Linked DNA regions of Homo sapiens: region 1 is linked to region 2. A link is a loop called in an ENCODE intact Hi-C map of the cell type or tissue named here. Cell type or tissue: chondrocyte. All regions are shown on one strand. Links, peaks and the distances in the headings refer to the core of each region. The heading gives the core; the rest is flanking DNA.

Evidence for each region. Peaks named below come from ENCODE experiments on the same cell type or tissue, not always from the same donor. Only the 100,000 strongest peaks of a DNase experiment are listed, where the experiment ranks them.
Region 1: it touches region 2 in a loop (4-fold over the local background); 11 of 110 quality-filtered maps call a loop at or near these places.

The regions. Positions count from the first base shown.
Region 1 is chr15:68,150,882-68,158,180 of GRCh38, forward strand. PIAS1 (protein inhibitor of activated STAT 1) reads left to right here. Exons shown (of 14, transcript NM_016166.3): 7 at 2,709-2,814. Among named protein-coding and RNA genes, the nearest start is that of CALML4, 51 kb to the right of the region's middle. In chondrocyte, for the core only: CTCF peaks have their summits at 4,272 (motif pointing left) and 4,491; no DNase peak of the experiment used is centred there.
Region 2 is chr15:67,839,098-67,844,097 of GRCh38, forward strand. RNU6-1 (RNA, U6 small nuclear 1) reads right to left here and starts at 948; the gene lies at 842-948. RefSeq lists enhancers at 886-1,838, 1,294-1,343, 1,839-2,790. In chondrocyte, for the core only: a CTCF peak has its summit at 2,127; a DNase peak (open chromatin) is centred at 1,283.

The DNA of each region.
Region 1 (7,299 bases), core at 1,504-6,503, 310 kb after region 2:
ATTCAGAGTCCAAAATACTTATAGTCCCAAGCATTTCGGATCAGGGATACTCAACTTGTACTAGTGTAAGGGGCACATAATGAATAGAGTATATTTCAATTACAGAGAAATTATCTCATGAACTTGACAAATAATTTTTAAGACTTTTGAAAAAGCAATAAACAAAACTATCAGTATAATATAATATAATATAGTATAATATATATCAGTAGTTGGAATTAGTATTTGAAGGATTAGCAGGAACAATAAAATACTGTCTACCTAGAAAAGAATCTCTGTCACTATTAAGCTTTGGTGGGGTTTTTTTTGCTGCTGAACCTCTTTCATATGATGTAAAAATTTCATTTTATATTACCAGTACAAGTGGCATTTGTTAGTACCACATTCTTTTTGCTGCTTTTATTTTATTTTTCTATTTGCTTACATGTTTCAACTAGAGTGAGCATACCTTTTCACTGAACTTGTTGCAGTTTCTGCTTGATCTCTTCTTAAATATTTATATAAAGCCTTAGGGTAATTCCAAGTTCTGAAGATTCAAGTTGTCAATACATAGTTTCACATTGTTAATTAGCATTTCTCCAGTTTCTGTCATACTTGAAGCATTAAGCAAGTAAATAATAATGGTGAATAAGATTTTTTTCTAAAAGAAGCTTTCCAGTTGGGCCTGGTGACTCATGCCTGTAATCCAAGCACTTTGGGAGGCTGAGGCAGGCGGATCACTTGAGGTCAGGAGTTCAAGACCAGCCTAGCCAACATGGTGAAACCCCATCTCTACTAAAAACAAAAAAAACAAAAAAACAAAACACACACACACACACACACACACAAATTAGCTAGATATGGTGGTGCACACTTGTAGTCCCAGTTACTTGGGATGCTGAGGCAGGAGAATCACTTGAACCCGGGAGGTGGAGGTTGCAGGGAGCCGAGATTGCGCCACTGCACTCCGGCCTGGGTGACAGAGCGAGACTCTGTCTCAAATTAAATAAATAAATAAACAAATAAAGCTTGTCAATGCTATATCAGATTAGTATGTTGTATGCTCTAAAATTTAGGAATTTTTTTTTTTTTTTTTTTTTGGGGGGGGAGACAGAGTCTTGCTCTGTCACCCAGGCTGGAGTGCAGTGGCGCCATCTTGGCTCACTGCAAGCTCTGCCTCCCAGGCTCACGCCATTCTCCTGCCCCAGGCTCCCAAGTAGCTGGGACTACAGGCACGTGCTACCACACCCGGCTAGTTTTTTGTATTTTTAGTAGAGACGGGGTTTTACCACGTTAGCCAGGATGGTCCCGATCTCCTGACCTCGTGACCTACCCACCTCAGCCTCCCAAAGTGCTGGGATTACAGTCATGAGCCCCTGCTCCCGGCTGGGAAAGTTTTAATGTTACTTGTTCCTCATTAATGTGAAATTTATTAATGAAGGTAAATTCGCTTTTTTGACACTTCTTTTTCCTCCCTCTCAGAAAATGTGTAGCATGTAAACACAGATAGCTTTCCGAACTTTAAATAAAAATATGACCTTCCAGAGAGTATTGTAGTATATTTTCTGTCAAAAGAGGGGAGTGCATTAAGTTCCATGTCTTAATATTCCCACCCTTTCCCTTTGGTTTCTAGTGTCTGCTCTGTCATCAAGCAGTTGCCTAATCATGAGCAGATTGCATAATCTTTTTGTGCCTCAGTTTCATCAGCCCTTCACTTAGAAAAATACCTATCCTACCTGTGTCTTAATAGGCCTTGTGCAAAGTTTAAATGAAGTAGGCAGCGTATGTTAAGAATGCTTTGAAAAATGTGTGTAGCTATAAAATACAAGATGGCAGCAATTATTTTTCCTTTTACTTCTTTTCAAGTCTCTTGATCTTCCTCTTGATCCCAGCACCAAATAGAAACTGATCCTTCTCATTTAGATCTCCTTCCTACCCTTCGTGAACCTCAGCCGTCTTTTCTTTCTCTTACCCAACCATGTACCCTTCACTTAGTCTTAGCTTGTTGATTAACTGTTTTTTTTTGGTTTTGGCTTTTCTTTTTTTTTTTTTTTTTGGTCCCCTTCTACCTCTGTCATCTCTGGGTAGTCTGTCTGCTGGTAATGGATATTCATCTGTTCATTTGCCAAACCAGCAGCTTCTGTTTGAAAACCTTCTTTAATATTCCCTCTGCTTGTTGTGATAATGGCCCAAGTATAATCTTTTCAAGAGCTACTTGAAGGCATAGAGAAAGGTTAAAAGGTATAAATTAGGAAGCCCATCTCATTTGTCATTTAAAAAAAATAGATACTATTTTAGATATATCTGTTACCTACTAAATATGGTTTATAGCTTTGACATCTTATTGTCTTTGGCTTATACTTAGTCTTAACAGTATTCTTTCATGTAAGTGCCTTAAATTCATTAGCTTCAAGTATAGGTAATATTAAATCCAAGACAGACCTGGGTTTAAATTCTAGGTTTGTTACTTGAAAATTGCAAAATTAGGGCAAGTTCTTTTACTTCTCTGTACTTCAGTATCCTCATCCATAAAAACAGGTTTATGATCATCTCGGCAGCTTTTTGGTCAGGATTAAATGAATTACTGTTCATGAAAACACCTAAGACTGCTTGACACACAGTAGGTGTTTTAAGAAGTGTTAGTTTTCTTTCCCTATCATGGTGAGATTAAAATAGATGTACTATTTACTTACATATGTTGTTTGTTTTCTACTTCTTTTTTTTTCCAGAACTATTCCATGGCAGTATATCTTGTAAAACAGTTGTCCTCAACAGTTCTTCTTCAGAGGTTACGAGCAAAGGGAATAAGGAATCCGGATCATTCTAGAGCTTTAAGTACGTATGATAAACTTATTTCACTTATTCAGCTATTTTGTTAAAGGTTAGAGTAGTATTTTCTCAACTCAAGAAATTTTAGAATTTGTTTATTCACTGGAGCCTGTTGTGTAGTTCTTAGAGTAGTTCTGATATCTTTGTCATGAGCTATATTTTATAATCTATATTTTACTAATCTTAAAATTAACTTTGTGAAGTCAGTGCACAAACATGGAAGAATATTATTCTACAACTTCATAAAATCAATGTTTAAGGAATTCTGGGAAATGGGAAGGGCATCTTGGCATAAATTTCAAGAAAGTTATTTTAGATTGGTGGTTTATCCAGGAAAAATGTACAGAATTATATCATGGCCTCACCCCCTGCATTTACAAAGTGAAGAGAGCCAGTGGGGTGGTAGAAATAATAATTCTGCCATTAATCAATTATATGACTGTGGACAAGTAACGCTGCTCCTGAGTTTCATCTTCCTCATCTGTAACAAGAAGTTTATGCCGTCTGATTTCTAATGCTTCTGCGAAGTCTGGGTTCATACGTGTGAATTACTGGATGGTTTGTTTTGATACGTTGAATTTGAGATTCAAGGTCTTCAAATGGGGCTGTGCTGACCTCTGTTTTTAAGGGTTAAGGTCAGAGGGTTTGGCCTTTCCAAAGAGGTGAACTAAGTTCTTCGTTTATTCTTTTATTTGTGAGAGCCGGGGGCTGCGTGGATTTAGGAGTGAGGGCTGGGGACTTAGAAACAAAACTTTTATAGGCAGGTGTTAGATAGCTATCCTTTAAGGACTTTTGATGTGAACTGATTAATGAAGCCCATTATCAGATTTGTACTTAGGAACACTCTGGTGGAAAGAACTAAGATAATAGCAGCTTTCCTTTTGTAGCATAGCTATTACCCCTTTCTGTAACTTATTTCTGTGGCAGAGTAAAAGATCCCACTACCCCTGAATATCAATATACCCTTAATAGTTCATTGAAGAATTTTTCTGTATTAAAATGGTCCTTTAAAAATGCAGCTAATCCTGAATCAATGGGAGCACACTTTGGCTAATGCCTCTGTAGGCATGCATTGACAGATGATGGAGACCTAGAAGGGCAGCACTGATTTGGGATCTGCGGGAGTGGTGGCACCATTTGGCAGGGATAAGAAGATGGTAGGGATCCTGAAAGAAAAGACAGACATCTGCCTTGAAGGAGAGTATAAGATAACTTGTCTTCTATCACAATCTTGCTGAAGTTATTCCTGGTCATTCTACTGAGAATCTTCGTATTTGCCTCACAATACTAGAATCTCAGCCAGTCAGAAAGCAAAGAATTATGTGAGCCTGTATGGAAGAGGGAATACCAAGAAATAAGGCAGATGAAGTTATTTTATTTAATAGTAACAGCAACAACAACAATAAGGCCAACTGTCTTTGCTCAAGCTGTTAACTCTTCTCCGCTTGTAGCTATAGCACCACCTGGAGGGAGAGTGGGAACGTGAGTCTGGAATTGAATTATTTTATTTTCTCCGAGAAACCACTATTAGCTACCATTAAGCAGCAAAAACTGTTTAATTCAAAAGCTATTTCTAGTCTGATATACTGATGGATGTGGAGAATAATTGTACACTGGATGAGATTTTTGTGGAAATTGATACCTTACCTTACTTATTGGCCAGGGAAGCCAATGGAATATTAATTTGGATCCCACCAGTAAGAAATTTGTTGTAATTTACTAAAAAACAGGTTATCTACCTTTACCTGTATGCTGCCTGTAAAAAAAAAAAAAAAAAAAAAAACCAAAAACTTTCCCAACAAATTATGTAATTAAAATTCTGTTTACAATAACTTGACAAAAGGAAATGTCAGGTATTTTAAAAGAGTCAAATCAGTTACAAATATGTTCTTTGTAAGTCATTCTTAATAAAATAAGTACTTCTAGCAAAGTTTTAGTAGTCAAGCCAGACACTCTTATGTTCTTGAAAGAATAAAGTTGGTATTATTTAGACTTTTCACAGAGAACTCCATTCTCTGAATCATTTGATTTAGTAGGATTTTGTCTTGCAGTTTCTGCCTTTGTGTAGAGTTGTCCCCTCACAACTATGAAAAACAGTCTTTTACCAACTCTTAATCAAGTTTCTTTCTCCTCTTCCTTCTCCCTTCAGCAGTTATTTCAAGCCTTAGCCATAATCTAATCAAACACTATCCCCCTCTCTCAGCACTCTGCCAATGCATGAAAATTGGGGCTACAAGACATGAATTACCTAAACCACCCATTTCTTCCTTAATCTCAGTGCCACCATAATTACTTTTTTAGCTTATCTACATTTGTGCCCAGTCCTCGCTTTATTTTGTTCAGTGTCAAGAGGAAATCTCCCTTTCCCTGCTTATTCATTTATTCTTTTCATTCAAGAAATTGTGTTAAGAGTCTACTGTGTTCCAGGAACAGGAGAATATAACATTAAACAAGACACATACCATCTCTGCATCCCCCAGAAGTTTGCAGTCTGGTAAGAAAGACAGGCATTAAATAATTGCACAAGTCATTAATGAGTTAAAGTTTTGACATGTGCCTTGAAGAAGATAGACAGGGAACTCTGTAGAGGTACAATAGGGGAACGTAGTCCTCTCTGATACTGTGATACTTAAGGCAAGATTATAAGTATGAGGAGAAGTTAAGCTCCAAGATGGGAACAGAGTATGCCAGGAGAAAAGGCCAGTGCAGCTGGAATAGAGAGAGCCAAGAAGGGCTGGGTGCAGTGGCTCACCCTTGTAATCCCAGCACATTGGAAGGCCGAGGCGGGTAGATCACTTGAGTGAGGTCAGGAGTTCAGACCAGCCTGACCAACATGGTGAAACCCTGTCTCTACTAAAAATACAAAAAAATTATCCTGGCATGGTGGCATGTGCCTGTAGTCCCAGCTACTCGGAAGGCTGAGGCACGAGAATCGCTTGAACCCGGGAGGCAGAAGTTGCAGTGAGCTGAGATCGCACCACTGCACTCCAGCTTGGGCAACAGAGAGAGACACTGTCTTTAAAAAAAAAAAAAAAAAAAGAGAGAGAGAGAGAGAGCGCCAAGAAGGAGGGTGACCAGAGAGTTGGACAGGTATAAGTTGACATAGACGATATGAAGATAGATGATAGAAAACCATTAAAAGATTTTTAAGCAGAGGAGTAAATGACACGATTACATTTAGACAATCTGATTCTCACTTTGAAGACGAATCAAAGGAAGGCAAGGCTAATGCAGTGAGGCCAGTTGAGAACCTGTTTGTAATAGTATACGTAAGAGATGATAATGTCTTGAACTAAGGTGATAGTGGTAGATAGAAGTTGACAGTTTTGAGAAGCATTGAAATGGCATTGACTGTGTGTGTGGAGTGATGAGTCCAAGGAGGAGTGCTAAGCTTCTTACTCAAGCACTAGGTAACATGGTAATGCCATTTACTGAAACAGAAAACTGTGTTGAAAAGATCAGATTGCAGGGGGGAGATCAGAGTGGACTGTTAGACTTGTGGTGTTTGAGATGGGATGAGACATCCAGGTAGAGATGCTTGGTAACAGTATTATGAGACCTGGCTCCCTCATATATCTGCTCTTTGTCCTGTGTTTTCAGTTCCTCTCTGTCTGCAGGCTTTTTCTGTCACTCTGTGCTGTCAAGACTCTTTTATCTTTTAAAAAATAGGAAAACAAGCTCCTCTATGGATAGAGCTCTGTGTTCCTCCCATTGTTCTCATCCGAATTTTTGTGAGAGTAGTCTACACTTGCTCTTTTTACCTCCTCACTGCATCTCATTATGGTCTTTAACCCTCTATCATTCCACTGAAATTGCTCTTTCAGATGTCACAAATGATGATCTGATTGCTAAATTTAAAGTGTATATTTTCAGTTTTCATCCTGAATACTTCTGCTGCATTTGATATGAACCACTTTCTCCTTGAAATTCTCTCCTTTCTTCTCTGACCATATCTTCTCAATCACCTGCCTTCAATGGATTCTCTTAAGGGAAGCATTCTAAATGTGGCTGTTCTTGGAGTTTTATCTTGGGTGCACTTTTCTACGCACCCTTATGGTTTAAAACTAACACCCACCCCAAAATACATGTCTTCATCTCAGACCTCTCCCCTGCGTTTCAGACTTATATAGCTAACTACCTTCACCTAAGCATTTCACTGGTTCCTCAAATTCAAGTATTTAAAACTGAACTCACCAACTCCTGTCAAACTTACTCCCTAAATATTTCTCAAATGTGCCTTCTGTCTATCATGCTATCATTGCCCTTGTTTAAGCTCTCATATCCTGCTTTTATTTTAAAAACCATTCTTAGATAAAACATCCCTCTCCTTGACGCCTTTTTCTATCTCCTCTGGTAGCCTCCTAAGTGATTTATACAGATCTAAAATCTTACCATTCTCATTCCCTTGCATTTCATGGCTTCTTAACACCAAGGGAATAAAAACTCCAAGTATGTTAGCATGACACACAAACTTTCCATCATGTGGCACCT
Region 2 (5,000 bases), core at 1-5,000:
ACTAGCAAAGCAGTTGCACCATTTTTCTGTTGGAAAGATATTTCAGAAAACATTGCCTAAGTCATCGCAGGAAATCTGAACGTGGTTGGACTTTGTTTCCTCTTTGTCTTACCACTCGGGACTGTGTTTTTGTAACTCAATTACCTGAGACCTGGGTCCCGATCTTTTCAGGGTCTGTGCCTCTGTAAGTCTTATCAGGCTTTACCTCTCAGTGATTGGTGTAAAATGATGACAGTAAAACAGTAAAACCCACAGGGTGGGGCTGTCAGGAATTTTTTAAACATTATTTTATTTTTCTGCCCCCTCCCCCTTTTCTTTTTTTCTTTTATTATTTATTTATTTGGTCTGGAATATTTCAATGAAATATTGGTGAAGCCCTTGACATATGGTAGATACTCATTAAGTGGTGGCTTTTTTTTTTTTTTTGATTCAAAGGATTCTGTCACTCTTATTGCAAGTTCCTCATACGTTTATCGTTGCACTAGTTCCTGTTATGTTTCGGAGCTGAAATGGATCAACTTTGGCAAGACGAAATTTCCTTAAGTGTAAGGTACTGCAATACTCAGGATTGTGCAGAGGGAAGCAGAGGCAAGATGGGAAAGATCGCAAACTAGGGCCCGAGGGCCAGAGGCAAAATGCACCGCAGAGATGAATCTGCCTAGGCCCCACCTCCTTCTATTCCGTCTCCTAGGACTACTACATTTTATTTGTGTTAAAAGATATCACCTGTAGATGAAAGGTGTTTTCAGTGGTAAACCGTGCACCGGCGTATAAACGTGGTGTAAAAAAAAAACCAAACAGAAAAACAACCTGATGTAAAAACAGAAAAACAACCTGATGTAAAAATATGGAACGCTTCACGAATTTGCGTGTCATCCTTGCGCAGGGGCCATGCTAATCTTCTCTGTATCGTTCCAATTTTAGTATATGTGCTGCCGAAGCGAGCACGGTGTTTCGTCCTTTCCACAAGATATATAAAGCCAAGAAATCGAAATACTTTCAAGTTACGGTAAGCATATGATAGTCCATTTTAAAACATAATTTTAAAACTGCAAACTACCCAAGAAATTATTACTTTCTACGTCACGTATTTTGTACTAATATCTTTGTGTTTACAGTCAAATTAATTCTAATTATCTCTCTAACAGCCTTGTATCGTATATGCAAATATGAAGGAATCATGGGAAATAGGCCCTCTTCCTGCCCGACCTTGGCGCGCGCTCGGCGCGCGGTCACGCTCCGTCACGTGGTGCGTTTTGCCTGCGCGTCTTTCCACTGGGGCCGGGGCGGCGCGGAGGGTTCAGACGCGGGCTCTTACTCAAACGCTGATCCCCGAAACTACCGAGCAGTGTCTGCGCGACGCGAAAGCATTTTTGGAGCGAGGGGCCATGGTGCCCATGGGATTCCCACGGGTGTTGGACTCGGGACCCCGAAAAGGTTGCGAGTCGCTGGTTGGACCCTTCCCTGCGCGGGGACCCGAGAGACGTGACCCTAGCGAGGCCTGGGGCCACCCACTGTGGGCTGGAAGGGGCCGACAGGGGTTGCGGCGGGGGATCGTGGGGAGGGTTGGCCAGGGCGCGCCTTCAGCTTCCCCTCGGCTTCTCGGAACTAGCTCTCTGCATTCGGAGCCAAGGCGATGAGGGTGTCTGCTTTGGGACGCAAACTTCCAGTAGTGGTGGAAGTCTGGGAAGGGTCACCACCGTTTGAGCCAACATTTAGAAAGAGCCAGGCGCTTAACCTAAATGGTATCATTTCCCCCATTTTGCAGTTTAGCAAACAGGCTCTGGGAGGTTAAACCATCTGCTCCAGTGATCCTGCCACTGGTTAAAGTAGTTGGGATTTGGATGCGAGTCTGGTTTCAAAGACTTTTTTTTTTTTTTTTTTTTTTTTTTTTTACGCAGTGGAGTTTGGAAAAGATTTGAGACCACAAGTGCAGCCTCCGCTTTCCTTGTTAGAGTTACTCCAGAAGCCCTGACCAGCTCAGACTTTCCTTCCTACTTCCATTCCTTCAACAAATATTGAACATCTGTGGTGTCAGCACCCGGGCTTCAGGGATGCGTGAGTGGGCAGGGTTGCTATGGTCATGGAGCTCGGTTCCAGCAGGGGAGCCAGGCAGACATGAAAGAGCCCTCTGGATGCCGAGACGTGTGCTGTGAAAGTGTGGCATAGAAAGTGCCTGGGGGATGATGGCCACTTCAGTGGGGCAAGAGAGAAGGTGACATTGGAGCTGTCATTGATGATAACGGCGGCAGCGCTGAGGGGACGGGGACCGAGATCCAGGCAGAGGACCTTGCAACCACCTGACTCAGTGTCACCCATCTGGGCCAGCCCTTCCCGGGAGACCACTGTGGTGGTAGTTGCTGCTCCCAGCAGTGCTGTGGCTCAGTACTGAGAGAGGGGAGGGACCTGGGGAGCCACTGCCAGGGAGTTCGGGCTTTGGAGGCTTGAGTTCTCCCCACTCGGTACGCCTCTTAAGTGAAATGGAAGTCATTTGACTAGCTTCTCATCTGACCTTACTAAATAAGCAGTAGGCAAACGCAAACCTCAGAATGCTAATATGGCCTTTACTGAGTGAAAAGAGCTAATTTGGACAATGATGTTTACCTCAGATTTACAAAAGAGAATTGCAAATAACCAAAAAGCACATTAACATGGATGGGAGATGATGCTAATCTTCAATTAGCATCCACATTTTTATTCATTTATTTAGAACAGGTAGGGCTGGTGGTTTCATAAATGCCTTATTGTGGAAACTAGCATGAGATACACCTAGTTATTGGTTCAACATTTCTGGCTACATGAGCATGTGTTACTTTGAGCCAGAGGTAGATTTTTTGTTGTTGTTTGTTTTTTTGAGATGGAGTCTCGATCTGTCACCCAGGCTGGAGTGCAGTGGTGCAATCTCAGCTCACTGCAACCTCTGCCTCCTGGGTTCAAGCAATTCTCCTGCCTCAGCCACCATGCCAGGCTAATTTTTGTATTTTCAGTAGAGACGGGGTTTCACCATGTTAGCCAGGCTGGTCTGGAACTCCTGACCTCAGGTGATCCACCCACCTTGGCTTCCCAAAGTGCTGGGATTACAGGCGTGAGCCACCATGTCTGGACTCTTTTTTTTTGAGATGGAGTCTCACTTTGTCACCCAGGCTGGAGTGCGGTGGTGTGATCTTGGCTCACTGCAATCTCTGCTTCCTGGGTTCAAGAGATTCTCCTGCCTCCACCTCCCAAGTAGCTGGGACTACAGGCTCACTATCATGCTGGGCTAATTTTTTTTTTTTTTTTTTTTTTTGAGTCAGAGTCTCGCTCTCTTCAGCAGGCTGGAGTGCAGTGGCATCATCTTGGCTCACTGCAACCCCTCCTCCCAGGTTCAAGCGATTCCCCTGCCTCAGACTCCTGAGTAGCTGGAACTACAGGTGTGTGCCATCACCCCCGGCTAATATCTGTGTTTTCAGTAGAGACAGGGTTTCGCCATGTTGGCTAGGCTGGTCTCAAACTCCTGACCTCAAGTGATCTGCCTGCCTCAGCCTTCCAAAGTGCTGGGATTAAAGGCGTGAGCCACCGCGCCCCGCCAATTTTTTGTCTGTTTTTTCTTGTCGAGCAATTTTGCAGAGGAGAAAGATCTGAGTTCTAGTTCTCATTCCACCTGGAACTGTTTGTGACCTTGGCCTGCTCCCTGTACCTCTCTGTCTCTGGTTCTGTTTTAGCTTCTGCAAAGTGAGGAAACTACCCTAGAGATGATCCTTGACATTTTTCAGCATTGAAATGCTGGCATTCTTGCAGCTGGATAACTGAAGGACGTTTTTGGATAATTGTAATTTTCTGATATTCTGCATTCTCCCAGTACCATGAAAAAAAATAATAATTAGCAAGATGTAAAAATTCAAGAGGGTTTTTGTTTTCTCTTTGAGAAGGGCGAAGCAAACTGGTCATCCTGGAGCCATGGAGGGCCCCAGGATCAGCCCCCAGGGGCGGCTGTGGATCTAGGGCCTGGGACCTGCTGAACCGTATCACAACATGCCTCTGAGCTCCAAAGGCCAGTACAGACGAAGCGGGAGGCTGGTGAAGGGGAGGGGATACATTGAATGTAGCATGGAGGTGGAGGAGAGGAGGAAGCATGGAGGGGCTCAGGGAGGGGAGAGCCGAGTGGACCATGACTTCATGGGAAGTCCCAAGCCCCCACAGGCCTTGAGGGAATAGGCATTGCAGGCGAGGAGAGTGTGGGTGCCAGAGAGGACTGGACTGGTGGGCAGGCTTGGAGTTGCAGTGGGAGCCGGCTCCTGCCGCCTTCAGAGTTGTTGGCTTCTCTTCACTCTGCAGTCCTGAAAAGAACTGAGTCCTGGCAGTCTTCCCTGAATGTTCTGGACTACAGAACCCCAAGAGATGAGGAGTGGTCCCCCTATCCTGTTTGAGGTGGTACTTCCCACTACCTGAGTAGGAGAGAGCAGAGCCAACTTTATTTCGAACAATTAAGAAATGGGCTGTTTCATATGGAAAAAATGTCAGTGAAGACATGAACTCTTAGCATTCTCTAAAATTATGTAGTGTTTCTCTTACAGCCAGAGAGCATTGCATGTTTTCGTGTATCATTTTATTTGAAGCAGGAAGGGCTGGGGACTCCCAGCAGCCCCACCGGAGGGAAGGAGGGAGGAAGGAGCGGGGATGTGGAGAGAGGCCCCTGTGACCTTGTTTATGTGCAGGCCTGGGAGGAATGGCATTAGTGGTTTCAGGAGGTGTTGCCCTGGGACTGTAGCACAGGGACAATGCGCTGAGTTCACATGCCTGACCCTGAAGCTCCAAAGGCCTCAGACACAGAGCATGGCCAGAGCAGGGTTGGAGGAGGCCTGAGTGTGGGGGAGGACCCACTCCCCCAGGCTGCCAGAAATTCCTGTGAGCTGCTTATGCTCTGAGTTAAGCCTTGTTCTTATAACATCTCTTTTGAAGTGCACTCTGTCACCTAATTCACCTCAATGTGAATGAGTTTTTCCAAAGTTAAGCTGAAGGGG